Linked DNA regions of Mus musculus: region 2 is linked to region 1. A link is a contact called in ENCODE Hi-C or POLR2A ChIA-PET data. All regions are on one chromosome and are shown on one strand. Each heading gives the region's core, a stretch centred on a gene start or an enhancer-like site at or near the end of the contact. The rest is flanking DNA. Distances are from core to core; before and after follow the strand shown. Region 1 holds the start of Sfrp1 (secreted frizzled-related protein 1). Region 2 holds the start of 4930413E20Rik (a long non-coding RNA gene).

Evidence for each region. A loop is a pair of places that touch in the nucleus more often than their neighbours do. ChIA-PET counts read pairs that join two places held with the same protein, here RNA polymerase II (POLR2A).
Region 2: POLR2A ChIA-PET joins it to region 1 with 24 read pairs in Patski. The contact joins the promoter of 4930413E20Rik here to the promoter of Sfrp1 in region 1. A Hi-C loop is called at or near these places in 1 of 37 maps with a recorded cell type or tissue (adrenal gland). POLR2A ChIA-PET finds 5 or more read pairs at or near these places in 1 of 5 experiments (Patski).

What each region holds. Positions count from the first base shown.
Region 1 is chr8:23,409,839-23,413,511 of GRCm38, reverse strand. It overlaps Sfrp1 (secreted frizzled-related protein 1), which reads right to left and starts at 2,010. Exons shown (of 3, transcript NM_013834.3): 1 at 1,184-2,010. The coding sequence starts at 1,727.
Region 2 is chr8:23,532,698-23,536,370 of GRCm38, reverse strand. 4930413E20Rik (a long non-coding RNA gene) reads right to left here and starts at 1,899. Exons shown (of 2, transcript XR_378805.1): 1 at 1,712-1,899; 2 at 632-1,223.

The sequences.
Region 1 (3,673 bases), core at 761-3,260:
TGTAACCCTAGAACTGAGGAGCCTGAAACAGGAGGAATTTGTGTTCAAGACCAGCCTGGGCTGAACACCAAGAGACTAAGACCCTGCTTCAGAAAGCCAAGACACTCAACACTCGAAGATAAGTAAAGTCTCCCCTTCAGAAATGGCCAGGAGGTGCCCACTTCTGTGACAAGGGCCACTGGACAAGAATATATGTTATATACTCCTAAGGCTCGCCTCACAGGAATGAACACAGTCAGGATTCATACCACCAGCATGCTGTGGTGCAGCTATGAGTTCTGTGTGTGTTTCTAGTTTGATTTTGTTTGAGTCTCCAGATTTTCTTTTTCCCTCTCACATGAAAATTTCCCTTTAAATACAGGGTTCCCAAGAGAAATTCGGGCCCCCCAGGGTTCAGTATTTGCAGCACCCAATTTGCAGGTCCTCACCCTTCCAGGAGGAGATAAACAATGAGCTAATTACATTTTTATCTTTCTAATTACCCAAGGATTTGTGTGAAGGAGAGAAGCAGGGGGTAAGCAAGGCTGGGGCACCAGAGGTTTTTGCATCCCCCTTGGTTTGCTAAACTCAAGGTTGCTGCCTGAATTTAGAGGGGAAGAAAGAGAAGTTGCGCTTTCTAAACTTCTTTCCTCTTCCAGATCTGCAACACGACTGGAAGATAAGCTGAGCAAAGAGGATTTCTTGTTGATGGTTTTGTTTTTAGAGAAAAAAATTACAAACTTATGAAAATAAATCCCTCCGTCTTACGTTTGGGGTTGTTTGTTTGTTGTTGTAGTTTGAGCGAGTGGTTTTCCAAGGGAGCAGTGTCTGTCTCGGATGTTAACAGTTTTGGAACAGGACACCGCACTCTCTCTGAAGAGATAGACGTCCTTTTATTTAAAACCTAAGCTTTGCTTTCTTTCAGGTATGGAAAACGCCAGACTGGAGCTTAGGAAGAGCAGCTCCAGGTCTCCCCTCGCCCCCCCCAACCCCCCCCCCCCCACGGCCGAGGCTCACCAGCCATCAGGGAGTACCTGGAGCGGGAGAAGCGCCAAGCGATGCCTGGGCCTCCCAGAAGCTTTAGGGATCGGGTCTGCACACCTTGCGGGTTGCGGTGCGCGGCTCCTGAGCTTTCCCCCTCTACAGCCCTGGGCCAGTGCGGATGGGCGCGGGGGTTCGCGGGCGTGGGAAGGCATACCCTTACCTTGGGGCTTAGAGGCTTCCGTGGTATTGGGCGGGGTCATGGCGATGCAGACGTCGCCCTCGGGGAACTTGTCACATTTGAGCATCTCGGGCCAGTAGAAGCCGAAGAACTGCATGACCGGCTCGCACGAGTCGCGCACGGCCTCGCAGAGCCAGCGACACGGGTAGATGGGCCGGTCCAGACAGACGGGCGCGAAGAGCGAACAGAGGAAGACCTGGGTGCCCATGTGGCAGTTCTTGTTGAGCAGCGGCACCCAGCTGCTGGCCTGCTGCTTCACCTCTGCCATGGTCTCGTGCTCCAGCAGGTTGGGCAGCACCATCTTCTTGTAGCCCACGTTGTGGCACAGCCTCAGGTCCACCGGGATGTCCACGCACTGCGGGGGCTTGGTGTAGAAGCGCCCGCTCTGATACGAGCCGATGTCGGACTGGAAGCTCACGTAGTCGTACTCGCTGGCCGAACCCGCGGCCAGCAGAGCGGCGGCCAACGCCAGCAGCACTCCCGAGGCGGCCCCGCCGCGACCCCGCGCGCTGCGCCCGACGCCCATGTTGCTCGGCGACGTCGGGGCTGCCCACGCTGCCTTCACGCGCGCGTCCCGCTGCAAACTTCCCGGAGCCTCCGGGGACAAAGGCGCAGTGCCGGGCCCCGTCCGGCTCGGCGGCTGCGCGCTGCTCCCCGGGTCTCCGATCGATGGGGTCCTCCGCTGCAGCAGGTCGCCGCGGCGGGGCTGGCGCGGGGCGGGGAGCGCGCGGGGCCGAGTGCTGTCCCGGCTCGCAGAGGCGCGGCGGGCTGCGGGCTGCTGCACCTACTTGCGACGCTGCAGCTCGAATGCGCGGTGTGCGGGTGGCCGAGCCCTGGATCTCCCCGCGCGCAGCCAATCAGCTCCGCGCTGCCGGGAGCCGCTCTCCACACCGCGTCAGTCAGCCGCGCAGTTAACCAATCGCCGCGCCGGCCAGAAGGATCGGTTTACTAGAACTAGACCCAGGTCAACACCCCTTAAAAAGCAAAACCAAAAACTAAGCAAGTACTTTCGAAGGAGGCAAAAGCAAAAGGGAGAGAGTAGTTAGAAGTGCGGGGTGGGTGGAGTCGGAGTTGGACGCTGTAATTAGAGTGAGTCGGTTTGTTTAAAAAAAAAAAAAAGGACTCTTCATAATACTTGCAAATTGATGCAGTTGTGAAGACTTTTTTCTACTTCTTTTCCTAGTTCCAAGGAACAACGCAACAGACCAGCAGCCCTTCGCTCCACGGTTTTAATCTTAGCTGCTTCCCAGCTGCTCGGATGGGCAGGCTGAATTTAGGGAGCTCTTTTAAATTCCCGGGGAGTCTGGGCTTTTGCAAAGACTAAGAGAAGGTGGTGTTTGTGGCTGTGTTCCAGGTGACCGAAGGTAGAACGGGAAAGGGGCTCACTGCGGAGAAGAGCACTGATCATGTGGGTATTAGCTCCCAAGGACAGTTGACGTTTTTAAACGATGTTTTTAAGACCCTACTCAAGTCTCAGCTCTGCAGACAACACATATGTGCACAAACTTACACACACACACACACACACACACACACACACACACAGACGCGTTTGTGGATTAGAAAGCCAAAGCACTAAAAATACCAGCAGTACTGGGTGGGTGGATACCAACTCAAGATACACATGCTAATTCAGAGGTCAAAAACCAAAGGTGTGTCACCCCCTCCCGCATAAGGCAGAAGCCAGGCAAGAAAGAATAACTAAGTCGTCCTCTAGCCTCCCCCACCCCTGACCACACACACCCACTACTCACTTCCTGGGAATTGCTTGAGTGTTCCAAATACTCCCCTTACATTCAGAGAGCTAGGGGTGGGATCTAGAGTAGAGAGGAGACCGCACAAGCAGCCGGAGAAGTTCTCTGGATCACCTCATTCTGTGTTCTTCATAGTGGGTGGAGGGGCAGCAGAGGATGCAGTGTGTTGCGGTACTGGGTGGCAAATGGGTCGCCACTCCTAGTTGCAAAGCCCAACACAGTGGGAGATGCCGCTGGCCCAGGCGGCTGGTTTATAAAGCTCTGGGGAGTCTTGCTTTCCACTCAATAGACCCAATTTCTCCTTTCCGAGTAAAAGCTCCGGAACTTGCAAAGATGCGGGGATCCCTTCTTAAAGCAATCATACACACGCTGATGCTGTGACTCTACTGCGGGAAGCAGCTGCAGCAGGCGGTCAACATGCCTGTCCTTCCTAGGCTGATGAAAGATGCCCAAACCAAACAGGCACATTTGGGTAAGGGAGAAAGTCCATGCGGAGCAAGACTGTGGATGGCCAAGGGTTAATCAAGAAACAGCCCGCAGTGCTCTCCTCCCCGAGGAGCTAAGGAATCACATTCTTCAGCCAGCACAGAGGGCAGGAGACTAGGCAACTGTGTCTCAATTCAGTGGCAGTCAGGGCTGGAACTGCTTGCTAGAGGGTCCTGGTACTCTCCCCAGACCAGATCCTCTTTCTGAGTTCAAATTCTTTCCAAGTTCGCGT
Region 2 (3,673 bases), core at 650-3,149, 120 kb before region 1:
CCCAATAGCAGAAGTGACAAAGAAAACCTTCTCTTATTCCTCCAGCGTCAAACCCATCGCACCTCAGGGTCTCACACTGCTGGTGCTTCTTGGACTCAGACCCATACCATGGGGCTATTCTGTTCACTGCACCACGTATCTCTGTCTCCTGTCCTTTCTTCAGATCTCACGCCGGCTACAGTTCATGGTCCTATAGCACCCTTTGCCTCTTTTATGTTGGTGAACACATGGCTTGTGTCTTTCACACCACAAAGTAGATGTGTACTCTTTGTTTTCCCTTCTATCTTCCACGTGGAGGAAGGTGACTCAAACATAGTAAAAACATTATATGAGCCAGTGTTAATCAGAGGCCTGTGCAGCAGCAGAGAAGATTCTAGCAGAAAAGCGATTCTGTGGTGTGGTTGAATCAAAGGAGGCTCCATGTGGCCAACAATAAGAGACTGCAGGTGAGGCTTTGAGGTAGGCAGGGCCACAAGACCTGTTGTGCTACCCAGCATAACTAGATTTGGTTCATAATAGTAAGAAAACCGATATAAAGATAGGAAGAAGAAAAAGGAGAAGAAAAATATAATGAGGAAAATGGGTTATGACTTCCCAGTAGCTATAATTATATTATTGGCTTGGGTTGTTATTTCTTGAGACACTTTATAACCCAGGCTGGCTTAGAACTCACTATGTGACAGCCTCAGTCTCCAAGAGCTAGGATTACAGTACCACCAAGCCCAGCTCTCTATGGCTCTCATTCTAATCTTGAAAAACGACTTTAAATGTCTACATTAGCTTTGTCCTCTTGAGACCCAGGAATGAGATGATCTCAGCTTTGAAATAGCTAAGAGCAAAAAGTCTAGCAGACAGTGCTGGAGGCAAACTGCCCCTGTGCTCTCCCACTGCTGAGATGTGTGGTCCTTCCTGAGTCACCAGAACCTCTGAGGTGCCTTGACTCCGTTGCCGGATCTAGATGGTCCTCCATTCTCCAACAGTAAGATGGCAAGAGATGTTGGTAAAGGCTCTGATGCAATCCAGAGATGTCCTGCTGAGGCTCCGAAGGCGTCTGTGGTGGGCATACATTCACAACAGAAAGGAGCTACCTATTTCACCAGCATCGTCTCCTTTGCCAGCCTTTCCAGATGCCCACAGAGAGTCTGCCTGTCAGTTACAGCTTTAAGTTCTGAGTGACCCAGCTTCAGTATTTGAACATTCTAGAAGAGTCCAGTCCCTGTTGCCTAGGGGGTGGGGAAGGGGGAGATTGTGACTTCAAGATTTTGGCAAAGGGGCAGACATCCAAAAACAAAACTCTTTTGTTTGGAAAGAGGAAAAAAAAACCCTGAAACATTTCTATAAACTCAAAGTGCCAGAATACTTTTAGATTCAGGATTTAAATGTGGTTTGTGAATGAGACACCACTGGCTTATGGGAACTTTAAGGTAATGTTTTGTATGCCAGGAGCTTGTGGGGAAAGGACTGCTCAACATCTCTCCCATTGAAGTCACATGGGGTCCTTGAAGATAGGCTGCCGAGACAGCACAAGTCCTCAGGGAGCAAGGAGCTCTGCTGGTTTACTGCACGGCCCTCACCTTGCAGCCCTTACTTGGGGACAAAAAGGAGGGACTGATAACCTAAACTGCCCACTGCTTGTTGATTAAAACCAGGTGCTTTGTTATTTTTACATAAATGAACGAACAAACAAACAACTCACACGTTTAAAACTTACATTAGAGACAGGCGACAGTCCCCCAGGGACTCTGCTGTCATCAGCTTGAGGACCAAGGTAGGTGTCCCCTCAAAGGGACTCAGGCCTATGTCAATAGAAGGACCTCATCTACATGCTTGCCCTGGGCCCGTCAAGATTCTTCCGGCCATAAATCATGTGTTTCCAGAGCAGATGGCTTTAGCTTGATCCCGAGACAGCCCTTGTAAACCTCCCATCAAAATACATTCTTAATATGGACCAGGGTGGCGGCAGACTGTCAGAGAGAGCTGGGGAGGAGAGATTATTGAGGGCAGAACCAGCTTCATTAAATGCCTTTCAATGTGTGTTGAGACAGATGGAAGGGAACTTGTCCAGAGGCTTCCAGAGCTTTCTGCACTAGGGGGCTCCACCCCCTCATCTAAACATGCCCCTCCCACTCGGCCCCGCCCACTTCTCCCACTCGGCCCTGCCCACTCTGCCCTTCCCACTCTTCTCTTTGTTGCTGACACTCTTCATATCAATAGCTCAGAGATTATTTTTAGAATAACAAAACTTGTTAGAAGCCCATACCGCTTTTATGTTTTTGCTGCTGCCACAGGTGTCATAAGGCAGGTCTCCTTCCACAGCATACATGGCCAAAATGTGTAGCAAACTTTAGCACATTAATGTGTTTCCAATGGGACCCTTTGTGCACTGCATGAGACACTAAGAAAACAGAGAGAGAGAGAGAGGGGGGGGGGGGGAGAGGAGAGAGAGAGAGACTGAGAGAAAAACAGGAAAGGAGATACATGGAAAAGAAGAAAGAAATGAAAAAATACCACAAAATCAAAATACCACAAAACTGTTAGCCTGGGAAGCCCAGTCAGACCTGTTCTCAAGCAAACACATGGGACCTTGGAAGCACTTCCATGTGGTCCTCAGTATGGCAGCTGTGAAGCCAAGACCGTGAGAGCACGGCCTCTCTGGGTTATTCCTCCTCAAGAAATCTGGGTGCCAGACCCACTGCTCAGTGAGGTCACATGCTTTTTTGTCTGCACCCTGTTCTACTTCAACAAAGGATGTGAATGGTAGAGGAAAGAAGCAAGCAGGCCTCTGGTTATCATGGTACATCTACTGCATGCCCTTTGGGTACAAACCATAATAATCTACTTTGGTTGGAACCTTTTCTTCCCAATACTGCATCAGGCTGGCGTGTTATCCAAGTTAGATAAAAGCCAACTAATTTCTGGTTCTTGCTGGTCCTTGCTGGTAGGTTCAAAACTGCCCCCCTTAAGCACTTATTGAACACACACTTAGAAGACGATGCTTCATGCCCGGGGGACAAGTGTGAGCCAAACATGAAGTTGACCTGTTAGCTTTCCAGTCTCTGTGAAGCTAGATTGTGTCAGTGTGTCCAGCTTTGGCTGTACTCAGAATCCCCATTAACACAACAGCCAAATAGAACCACTTATACTATAAAATTTCCCTAGTGCCCCTAAGCAGTGAAAAATCACCAGGAAAATTACCTCAGTCTATCAAGCTCTAAGAGTGGATGGCTCCCGAATAAAGGAACAGACCCTCCATAGAGCAATGGCTGCTGTATAATAGCCTCTAAGCCCTCCCACAGCAGCCCCGACCACGTCAAGGGACCTAAAGACTACAAAGGTTCCTTTAAAAAGGAACTGCTTTCTTGGCTAAGATGTAGAGTCTTACGTCCCTTGAAACAACCTGCTGCCTGGAAATCTACAAAAAGGTGGCCCCAAATTATTTCTGGGAGATTGACATTGGCATTTATTTTATTTTATTTTTCATGAATAACCGTTACAGAAAGAGAACTGAGAGTCTGTCTTATCTTTATGGATTTAAATTTGCTTTCCTTCCAGTCAAAGGCTCAGATAAGAGGGTGTACTAGCTGGTTTCATGTGTCAACTTGACACAAACTGGAGTTATCACAGAGAAAGGAGAGTCCCTTGAGGAAATGCCTCCATGAGATCCAGTTATAAG